3 separate regions of the Homo sapiens genome follow, and all the other regions are linked to region 1. Evidence: chromatin contacts called from ENCODE Hi-C or POLR2A ChIA-PET data. All regions are on one chromosome and are shown on one strand. The core of a region is the stretch at or near the end of the contact, and the rest is flanking DNA. Distances in the headings are between cores, read along the strand shown. Region 1 holds the start of CHMP1B (charged multivesicular body protein 1B). Region 2 holds the start of PTPN2 (protein tyrosine phosphatase non-receptor type 2). Region 3 holds the start of CEP192 (centrosomal protein 192).

Evidence for each region. Hi-C counts contacts between places; a loop is a spot of excess contacts on that map. ChIA-PET counts read pairs that join two places held with the same protein, here RNA polymerase II (POLR2A). Pooled maps may share reads with other maps.
Region 2: a map of B cell shows a loop between it and region 1 (23-fold over the local background). The contact joins the promoter of PTPN2 here to the promoter of CHMP1B in region 1. A Hi-C loop is called at or near these places in 3 of 168 maps with a recorded cell type or tissue (B cell, dorsolateral prefrontal cortex and naive thymus-derived CD4-positive, alpha-beta T cell), 1 of 37 single-sample maps with no recorded cell type and 16 of 50 pooled maps. POLR2A ChIA-PET finds 5 or more read pairs at or near these places in 1 of 52 experiments (AG04449).
Region 3: a map of CD8-positive, alpha-beta T cell shows a loop between it and region 1 (22-fold over the local background). The contact joins the promoter of CEP192 here to the promoter of CHMP1B in region 1. A Hi-C loop is called at or near these places in 3 of 168 maps with a recorded cell type or tissue (CD4-positive, alpha-beta memory T cell, CD8-positive, alpha-beta T cell and naive thymus-derived CD4-positive, alpha-beta T cell) and 10 of 50 pooled maps. POLR2A ChIA-PET finds 5 or more read pairs at or near these places in 1 of 52 experiments (CD4-positive, alpha-beta T cell).

What each region holds. Positions count from the first base shown.
Region 1 is chr18:11,849,422-11,853,078 of GRCh38, forward strand. CHMP1B (charged multivesicular body protein 1B) reads left to right here and starts at 1,992. Exons shown (of 1, transcript NM_020412.5): 1 at 1,992-3,657. The coding sequence starts at 2,091. The coding sequence ends at 2,690. All of the region lies in intron 5 of GNAL (G protein subunit alpha L), which reads left to right. RefSeq lists enhancers at 1,845-2,084, 2,353-2,402 and a silencer at 2,409-2,703.
Region 2 is chr18:12,882,773-12,886,168 of GRCh38, forward strand. PTPN2 (protein tyrosine phosphatase non-receptor type 2) reads right to left here and starts at 1,465. Exons shown (of 9, transcript NM_002828.4): 1 at 1,301-1,465. The coding sequence starts at 1,369. RefSeq lists silencers at 668-1,007, 1,388-1,677, 3,037-3,086.
Region 3 is chr18:12,989,080-12,992,913 of GRCh38, forward strand. It overlaps CEP192 (centrosomal protein 192), which reads left to right and starts at 2,283. Exons shown (of 45, transcript NM_032142.4): 1 at 2,283-2,358. RefSeq lists enhancers at 602-1,214, 1,605-1,984 and a silencer at 2,465-2,544.

The DNA of each region.
Region 1 (3,657 bases), core at 742-3,241:
AACCCAGAAGGGGGAGGCTGCAGTGAGCCAAGATCACACTACTGCACTCCAGCCTGAGTGACAAAGCAAGATTTCATCTCAAAAAAAAAAAAAAAAAAAAGAAAGAAAAGAAAAAAGAAAACTATGGAGCATGACATGGAAGCTGGATAAGAAACTTGTTTGCAAACTCCAAGAAAAACCAGGACCTAAAAGAAGGGAAGAGTGGAATGGAGGGTGAGCAGAGTAGGGGGCCTAAGCTCTCTATATCCACTTTGAACAGATTTCTTCCCCTTTTTTTTGGTTGTTTATATTCCATTTCTAGAAAAGTTTCATTTGGAAAAAGGGTTCTACTGCTTTGCGGGGCAAAAAGGAACCATAGCTAAGCTGCTAACTAGGGTAACATCCTATCCCCTCTGAAATACAATTAAATTCAGCAACGCCATCTGGATTCAGTGGCTGCTGTGTGCAGAGCGCCTGCTGGGCTCCATGGAGAGGGGAAGGAATCAGTGTCTGCATCCAAGTAGTTCACACTGTAACAGGTGACCTATACACACAGACCCCTTGCCAGGCAATGTGCCCTGTAGTATGGCCACACAGAGGAGGAGTCCTGGGGAGGCTCCATGGTGAAGGTGGCTTTTGAAGGACTGGCAGGGTGTCAATAGGCAGAGATGCATGGACACTAAAATCCAGGCAACAGGAACAGCATAGCCACAGGACCGGGCGTCAGTCACATTCTCCCCGCTGGCCGAATGACGCAAATAATGCTCAAATTCCATGCTGCGGTTTGCTTTGACTGGCGGAGGTGGAGGGGCGCGAAAGACGAGCCAGCATGCTGCACAGCAGGTTTAGCCTCCATGCCCGGGGTTTGGAGCAAGAGAGTGAAAACATCAGAGCTATGTCTTCAGAAGGTCTTGTGTTGTGAAACTGACTGGCAAGCTATCACAGGAAGCTAAGCGAGGTGGCAGGCTGCTAGATTAAAATGATCTCTAAACAGAATTCGCTCTCAGAGTTCATTTTCAGCCTACCTCATTAGGGCAGATTTGGTCTTCTCACATTGTTATTGCTGTATCGGAGGAATCTTTCTAAAGAGAAAAGTGACAGCACACATTGCTGCCATTTGAAAGCCAGCATTTTTAAAGGGCGTAATACATAGTGACAGTTTTGATGTATGCCCGTGGGTGTGGGTCCTGATATCTCAACATACTCTGCCTGCATAATTTAAAATGACAGTTTAGCCTGTCAAACTTAAATGTGAGTGAAGTTCCTTGGATATTTATAAAACATCAAAAAGACAGAATGGTGTCAGCAAAAGATGGGTCTTTTTATTACTAAACCACGGGACGATTTTTGGATAATTGCTGGCAACTCACCTAGAAGCTGAACTTCCAGACAAAGTATAAATTTGGTGGTGCCACAGTTTTGAAGATTATTTTCACTCAATGCAATAAAAGGATATTACAGAACTCTAGCACAAATTGTAGTCAAAGATGGAGACGCGTCAATGACCCGTTTGTTTTTAATGTGTTTTAATGTTTTTGTTTTTAATGTATCCATGGTTTCCAGTTCCCCTGAGAAAGTGGAAATTACCCATGCTAATAAAGCAAGCGTTAGTGCGAAGACCTAGCTGATGTTTGGCTGGTTTTTAGCCCGCTAGCCAGTCACCCTTTATAAAGCCTGCCAAGTTTGGAGCGTGGGTAATTTTACACGCGGGTCTCCACAGATCCTGTCTACTTCGGTAGATTTATTACTAGGAAAGTGCGTGGGGGCACTAATTTTTGTGAATTGACTAATGCGTTAGAATTTTAAAAACCGGGTAGAACGCAGCGCAGGAAGCGAGCGTTCCCCGCCGCAGCGCCGGAGCGTCCAGCCAGAATCCCCCTGCATGCGCAGCCCCTGGCGTCTTACGTCCCACAGGCCCCACCCCGGCGCCTTCCGTCCCGCAGGCTCCGCCTTTGGCGCTGGGCTCTGACGTCACCACCTGCGCCGCTCACAGTAGAAACAGGAAGTGGGACCAAAACAAAGGAGCGGCGGCCGGGAGCGGACTTACCTTACCTTCTCTGCCTTCGGCGCGCTTCTCAGCCGGGCCGCCGACCCAAAGGAGCCGTCCGACTATGTCTAACATGGAGAAACACCTGTTCAACCTGAAGTTCGCGGCCAAAGAACTGAGTAGGAGTGCCAAAAAATGCGATAAGGAGGAAAAGGCCGAAAAGGCCAAAATTAAAAAGGCCATTCAGAAGGGCAACATGGAAGTTGCGAGGATACACGCCGAAAATGCCATCCGCCAGAAGAACCAGGCGGTGAATTTCTTGAGAATGAGTGCGCGAGTCGATGCAGTGGCTGCCAGGGTCCAGACGGCGGTGACGATGGGCAAGGTGACCAAGTCGATGGCTGGTGTGGTTAAGTCGATGGATGCGACATTGAAGACCATGAATCTGGAGAAGATTTCTGCTTTGATGGACAAATTCGAGCACCAGTTTGAGACTCTGGACGTCCAGACGCAGCAAATGGAAGACACGATGAGCAGCACGACGACGCTCACCACTCCCCAGAACCAAGTGGATATGCTGCTCCAGGAAATGGCAGATGAGGCGGGCCTCGACCTCAACATGGAGCTGCCGCAGGGCCAGACCGGCTCCGTGGGCACGAGCGTGGCTTCGGCGGAGCAGGATGAACTGTCTCAGAGACTGGCCCGCCTTCGGGATCAAGTGTGACGGCAGAACCCGCTCTGAGGTTTCCTGGCCATAGCCACCCTTTGAAATGCTCTCTGTGTGTTAGAGAGATACTATACCCTAGAAACTCTGAACACGCCAGAATGCTGAAATGCCCTTCTACCTTTGGGTTTACAGCCCCCTCCACATAAATTAAGAAATTCAGTATTTCTGCACTCTTAGCTGGATTCTAAAGTTCTGTATAGCTCGTAATGATGGTATTTTTATAGCAGCCTTTTAACAGAACTAGTTAATTTCGTGTATATGAATCTTTCTCGAAGATCTGGTCAAAACTGTATTCAGTTTCCTGCCCAGAATGATCAGATTGAAGGTGGTTGGTTTTTATTATTATTTAGTGTGATTGATAGTATCTAGAATGGCAGGTGGTGCATAAAAGTTAAAGAGAGGGGAAAGATTACTTAGTTTGGTTATACAGTTATAAACACCATGCAGTGTATTCGGTGGACTGTGCTATTTCTGTTTATCCTTTGGGTTTTGGTTTTTGTTTTTTTTTTTTTTGCCTTCACAGTGAGACTGCAAATGATTGTTCTCATAACGTATATTATTAATAAATGTGGTCCTATAATTTATACTGAAATTACCTTAGGATATTTTTGCATAATACTCTCTTACTGCTTACATTCTATAAATTTTTCACGTGATAATTGTCTTTGCGTAACTGGGAAAAATGCCGAATAACTTCCTTTATTATCTGGAAAAATTAAATTTGTTCATTTATATTTTCTACTTACTAAATTGAGTTTTTAAAAAGACTTAGTGTGACATTTGACAGTGTCTTTCAAACGAACTTCTCTAACAAGTTTATAGTTATTTTCCTGTTTCAACACTATTAGAAGTCTTATAAATTATGCTAATTAGCATGGCAGTCATGTTACACACTCTTAACATTGCCAAAGAACTGTTGATTTCGTTTGAGAAAACCCTAGGACTGTGTGTGTGTAGGTTTTGT
Region 2 (3,396 bases), core at 215-2,714, 1.0 Mb after region 1:
ACTTTCTGAACACATTTTTCACTGCCATCTAATTAAATGGAAAGGGGAAAAACCCAGGATCATCCATTTACAGGAAAGCCCGTCTTTTACTTTACACAGAGAGAACCAAACATCAGAAGCAGCATTAACTTAACCGTCACCAAATTCAATCTTGGGAATAATACGACAAGGATTAAACGAAGGGGAAAGCAGTTACATCATTTTAAAAGAGATAAAGTTTTGTTTGAATTAAAAGGTAGTCTAGTTGACATAAAAAAAGCGAATCACAGGTGTTTATACTACATATTGCATCTATGTGAGCTGAACAGGCACGATTAGGGCGATAGGCATCGGAACACCGTGCCCCCGGGGAGGGGATGAGGGCACTTTCTCAGGGCAAGGAAAGGCTATTTTGATTTGAGGGGGCTTGCAAGAGGGGATTCATTTGTGACACCCGTCTGGGAGCACACATGAAAGCTGCGTTTCACTGTAGGGAAAGTATACCTCAGTAAGGAAAACTATAAAGAGAATGACACGCTATCACTGGACGAACACAAGCAAAGCCTCTTTCGTTCCGGGAAGGTTCTATGGGGGCCGAACCCACGCTGGGCGCTGCTGGGCCACGGGGGAAAATGAAGACGGAGGGTCCCGAGAGCGCTGCCCTCGCCAGAGGCCACGAGCCACCCCCAACCACCGCGGCTCCGCCAGGAGAGCGAGCTTCGCCTCGCAGAGGGCTGCGGCGGCCGGCCCGGCGCCCAGAGCGGCCTGCTCCCACAGGTCCTGCGCGGGCGCCAGCTGGACCCGGACGCCGCGGCCCGGCTCGCCCGCCCCCGCCCTCACCGCTCCCGGGGACGCCAGCTGCCCACCCGGCCACAAAACACCCGGCCAGAGAAAGAGCTGTCCGCGAGCAAGAACCAAGCACAGCGGCGTGGGAGCTACGGCGAAGCTGCGGCCCGGGGGCGCGCGCCCGAGCGCCCCCACGGCTTTCCCAAGGACCCCCAGACCCGGGCCGCGCAACGCTGGTGGCGCATCCACGCGCTCCCCAAGAAGCCGCTGTGGCACCGCCCTCCAGAACTAACTGCGCTTGCGCTAACCATGAGCTGCTCAGCTCAAGTATGCTTTTTTTTTTTTTTTTTTTAAACCAAAAGGAGCAAGAGAGCGGTCAGCGCAGGCGCGCCCCTGACGCGGACCGCGCCGCCACTTCCGCCCCGAGCGAGAGGCTAGAGGCGAGAGGCGGGGGAGGCGGGAGGGACCCTGCGGACAGGGCACGAGTCCGGGTCTCGGAGGAGGTCGGCGACTGCCGCGTGGGTCCGCGACTCACCAAGTACAGCGGCTGCCAGCGACGCTGAGTATCCAACTCTTCGAACTCCCGCTCGATGGTGGTGGGCATGGCTGCGGGAGCGAGCTGGCGCGAGCAGAGCCTGCGCCGGCGGAGAGGCTCAGGCCCCGCACGATCCGGGGAGAGCGCTGGCGCTGCGGCGCATGCGCGCTGCGCGCCGCGCCCCGCCCCCACGCCAAGCCCTGTCGGCCGTGGGGAAAGTACCTGGAGCGTCGGACGTCAGCGCGCAGACTCGGCGCCCGAGCGCGGCGCGAAGTCGGCGGCGGGGCGGGGCGGGGCGCTCGGGGGGCGGGGCTCGGGGTGCCCAGGTGGGAGGGGGCGGGGCCAGGGGACCACCCGGCGGCCGTGGTCCCTGCGCGCGGCACGAGGTGAGCCGCCCCTTGGGCTTGCGTCTTCCGACAAGAGAGAGGCGGTGGTCCGTGGGTAGCGCGGGGTTACTGGAATGGGACTCCCTGAGGAAGTCCCCTGAGAAGTCGCCGGCACGCTCCGCCTTCCTTCTTGCTTCCCATTTCTCGTTTTCTTCTCAGCCTTCATAGTTTTTTAAAGTGCTGTATTTGAATATTATTTTAAACATCATCTAGGTCAGATTAGCGGCCTGTGACCAACTTGGAAACAAATTCCTCATTCTTTTCTGCCCTGGTGTCAGCTCCTGTAAGCCTGCAGATTTTATGCCAAATAAACCGCTGGAGCAAAAGGAAAGGCAGCCAGCCTCTCCCGGAATTTGGGAGAGGGATACCTTGTTAAGAAAACGTTCTACAACTTACGAATTAGATTTAACTGTAAAAAATAGCACGTCCTCTTTTACCAAACAAACGTACTAGTTAGGGAAATCATCTTGCTTCAGATTTAAGATAGTTCTTTTTTAGTGCTTGTAATATCCTGCTATATAATCTTCATAAGAAACGTGAAGGGTTAGGAAAGGTTTAGCCGTGCTGTCCAGTATTGGGATTTAAATTTTAAATATTAACTTAATTCCTCAGTGGCACCAGCCACATTTCAGGTGTGCCATAACCATGTATGGCTAGTGGCTGCTATGTGGCAAAGTACATATGTAGAACGTTTCTATCATCGAAGACAGTTCTTTTGGACAGAGCCGGCCGAGAGGATTACAATACTTGGGGCAGAAAAGTGTCCTTAATCACATAAAATAATGAAAACCCTAGCCAGAAAAAAAAAAAAAAAAGTTGGCTACGGAAGCTAGAAGAAATCGTATTAACAAAAAAGCAGTCAGCAAGCTTTCTACTTACATAGTATGATTTAGAGATACAGGAAAGCTTCCCCCGAAAGACCCCACAATGTCTAATGGTCCTTGGTTCTGAAATTCTGTCATTGAATCTGATTATTTTGATTAAAGGCATGGTATCTCCCAGAATATCCTGTGAATGTTCGCATTAGTCTGCTCATCAGATTGCTTTCCAACCAAAAAATACTGTGTTCTACAAAGGAGGAGCATCTTTATCTCAAAGCAGCAGTTCTTATCGCCAAGTATTCAGCATCTCTTTGGAATTCATTTGTCAGCCTCTCTGGTTCCGGGAGCTGTATTTGCCTATCTTAGTTTGCTGAGTGCAGCGAAGAATCTAGAACAGTGGTTCTCACACCAGCATCATTTGCATCCAGTGTGAGCTTCTTTGAAATGCAAATTTGAAGGCCTCACCCCAAACTACTGAATCAGAATCTCTGGTGTTGGGGCCCCAGGAGACTACTTAAGCAAGCTCTCCTGGGGATGCCTGTGCCCCCCCAGAGTTTGAGAATGATTGCTCCAGAAGAATACCTATACAGGGCTGCACTGAAGCCCGGGGGTAAAAAGAAAACAGAGGTTAACTTGCTTCGAGATATCCTGCTGACAAGATATGACTTGGTCTCTCCGACATATGTGACTCCCAACCCAACTAGTTCCTAGCTTGCTGTTTCTAAAGGACCCCAAATGTAGACTTTTGCCCCTTTTGAAGTCAAGATCAGAAGTTCTCAGGATTTTAAAATGTCAGGCTTCCCTATTGCCCCCAAATTGTTCAAAGTCCTTTGATAGTAGGCATACTTTTATGTGCATACTGTTTATATATTTGAGGAAATATATAATG
Region 3 (3,834 bases), core at 1,033-3,532, 1.1 Mb after region 1:
TTCATTTAGGGAACTACTGGGACATTAACCTGAAATCATACCTTGTGGTTACATTGTAGAAGGTTTTGAGTATTGGCTGAGGCATACCACTTTAAGCAGTTGGTAAAAGGGGAGCTGAGAGATGTCTGAACTTAAAACTGGATAGGCCTCACTTCTAATTCCCTGGGAGGCACCCTGGTCATGGGGCCTCTGCAGGCTCTACTCAGTGTCTAAAGAGATTTGGAAATCACAGTGGGAGTTCTGTTCCTCCTTTCCAGTTGGCAAGTGAGGTGAGATACTGAGGTATAAGATAATAGCTAATGTTTGTTGAGTATTTCCATGGGCCATTATTTTTCTAGATACCTTACAGAAGTAGCTTTAAATCCTCACAGTAAGCCTCTGAGGCAAGCGCTTTAATTATCCCCACTTTACAGACAAGGAAACCGGCTGGTTAAAGCTACTTGCCCAAGGCTACACAGTTTGGAAGAGGGAGGTAGAGCCAGGATTCAGATCCAGGCAGCCTGGCGTCAGAGTCCAGGCTCTCCTGCTGCCGAGACTCTGAATCAGAGATCTCTGTTAATAGAGTCCTATCAGGTTACTGAGTGTTGTGGGGAGTGCTGTGGTGACTTGAGGATATTTATGGAGGAAGGACATTTATTAACAAGGATCTGGTGTGAGTGACAGTCCGGAACCTGTAGACACATTTAAGCAGTTCACCTCCAATGTGTGACCGCTTTGTAGAAAAAGAGGTTAAGAGAGGTCAGCTCTAGGGCTGAGCATTTGGCTTACTTTTTTGGGATTCAGAAAATCTTGAGATTTTCTGCATTTATCTTTGCTCACTGAGTGTGGACAAAGGTAGAATAAAGGTAATTACTCTTTGCAAATACCAAGGCTGCAGGGTTCCAAGAAGAGGTGTCGAACTGTGGAGATATCACTGAGTTTGACAATTAGGAGTCTATTCCTGATAAAGTTTTAAGGACCCAGCTAGACACCATGAAATGCGTCAAAATAAGGTGTAAAAAGTGGAAGCCTGGCTTCCTCTATGGAAAAAAAAGTGGAGACCATTAAGGGAAGGAAACAAGAATGGTCATTAGGTGATGAAACAGAATCAAGGAAGGGGTGTGTGTGGGTGTGTGGTTTGAGTGGTGTTTGTGTGTGGAGGGTGTGTGTGGTGTGTGGGTGATGTGTATGTGGGTGTGTGTTGTGTATGGATGTGTGTATACGTGTCACACACGTGTGTGTGGTGCATATGTGGGTGTGTGTGGTTTGTGGTGTGAGTGGTGTGTGTGGTGTATGGGTGTGTGGTGTGTGTGTTTGGGTAGAGAGGTGCTGCATTTTTGTAGGCAGAGAGAAGGAAACCAGTGGAGAGGATATCCAAGAATGACAGGTGAGCCATGTTTGCAGGAGGTAGAAAGTGGTCAAGTAAACAGACGTCTTTCCCCACCAAGTAACCTCAGGTCTAGGGACTTCTAAACTTTGCGTTTTCCCTCTTCTTTCCTCCAAGGTGCGCCGGACATCTTTCAGTAACTTGAACGAAGTTAAGGAGTTAGCTTTGGAAAAGAGGGACTCTTTTCCCTCTGTGACTATATGGAATAAATTTTGAGATAAGGGACCTTACTGAAAAAGACTGAGATACATTTTGAGTGAAAGGCATGGTCTCAGTGAAGTAGTTAAGGGCCTGTGCCGAGCAGATGGCGGTGATGGGTTTTGTGGCCTAAGAAGGATGGAGAAAAGTAGGAAGCAATCGAGACAAAGCCTACTCTGTCACAAAGAGGCGACTAGATGTGGCGAAATGTCATGAAACTTGGATCCCGAGGAATTAGCTGATTGAAGGTGAAACCTGACGCCTTTCAGCGCCTACCAACAGGAAAGGTCTGCATCTGCCCACGGAAGGACGAAACCTATCGGGGGGGATTTGTTGGCGGGGGATACTTCTTTGCGCATAGAGTGACTGGCGGTGCCCTGGAGACCCAAACTGAATAAAGTAAGCATTATTTTCAAATTCGCCAAGACCTTGAAGGCGGCGCCAACGGGAGCCGTCCCCCGGGTCCCACGCAGCGCAGAGCTCCATTTCCTCCTCCGGACTCGCAGGGCGCGCGGCTTCCTCGCTTCAAATCCAGGAACGCGCTGTCCCCACCAATCACCGGGCTTCTTCCCGCCCCATGTCTTCCCGCTGTCCAATCAAAAGCCAGCTCAGTCTCCTCCCCTTGCCTGGTGCCGCGAACAGACGTAAACCAGAGGCGGGCGCGGTACGGCCGTTCCGGGCTCCAGCCGGTGCGGGGGCCACGCGCACGCGCACTTGCAGTGCCCTGGGACACCTCTTCAGTCCGTGGACTTTCCCGCTGCACACTGCCCTCCGAAGTCGGGGACGCGGGCTCGGTGAGGGGGGACGCTGGTGCCTCGGCCTGCGCCTAGGCGGGAGGCAGACGCATGCACCTTTGGCCTACGTTTCGGCTGCCGGACCGACGGGACAGTGACGGTTGGGCCGGGTGGGGGCGCAGGCTGTGGGGCGGCCTCAGGGCGCGAGCAAGGGGACTGCCGCGCTTCCCGCGCCTCTGCGCCTGGCGCAGCCTCTGAGCTGAGCTCCGCCTGGTTGGGATTAATTGCACGCCTCTGTGTCATCGGGCTTTGGCCGGGCGTGATGAGACAGACTGTTAGGGGATCACGTCCTTCTTTCCTCCCCTCTTGTCTGGGGACTTCCACCTCTTGAGGGACAGGCCCTCTCCGTGCTACCCTCTGGAGTTTCTTGCAGTGTGCTTGTGAAGTGACCGGTGATGTTTCCTTTATGTGCCCTGTGATGGGCGGTTCTGTTCCTCCTTTTTGTTTAAAATTCTGACCCAGGAAGTAACCTTGTTAACTTAACTTAATGCCCTTGTCTTCCGTTTACTCACTTGATTTGGTTTCTGCTAGGTTGCGTTCATTTATTCCTAATAGTTTACCTACATTCCTTGCCTATGATTTCATTATCAACAGAACGTGAAATGAGACGAATGTTAATACACTCTACTTTTACTTTGCTGTTACTTTCAGAGTTTGTTTAGTAAAACATGAGGACCTCTTCAAGTCAGTCGTTTGGAGAACAGCTGTTTATATGACCATATTTCCATTTGCTCTTACTATTTTGAGGTCATTCGACTGGCGTTTTTACTGCTCCAAAATCAACTTTTTCTCCAAATTTCAGTTTTCTAGGCAAAAACGGCAAGCCTTGAACAATAATATACCAAATGCCTACCTAGTTTTAAAGTATATCTTAAAGTGCCAAGAGTAAATGATGAGTTTTGGGGAAGTTTGACTCGGCTTTGGGTTCCACGGCGTGTGCTTTTAAATGTGTTTAATTGTATACATAGACCTACGATTAATGACTATAGTCAGTAATCTTTTATGTACCTAGGAATGTAATTAGTGAGTCCAGATGTGAAATTTGAGGTCACTACTTTAAGGAAATAGCAAGAGAAATTGCAAATATAGCCACTCAGTTCAAATAGGATAGAAGAAAAATATTGTCTTCACTTGAGATGATGGAGGAGGGGTGGGTAATGCAATAATGTGAGAAATTAAAGGAAATTTCCTTTAGGAATGTGTTATGTCCATGAATGGTTTACAAGTGTAATCTTTTCTGGAGAAGAGACTAGGTATTAGGTTACATCTTGAGGAATCTTCCCGTGGGTTTTGTTACCTTTGCACCCTTAGCAAAGCTCTGTTGAAGCACTTAACACTATCGTAGTTGACAGGGATTGTCAGCTCCCTGAGGGGAGCTGCCTTATTTATCTTTGCATTCTTGGTGCCAAGTAGAGGGTTCTTCATGGTTTGTGTTTGATAATGAATGTTGCATGAATGACCTTTGCATAATTTCTG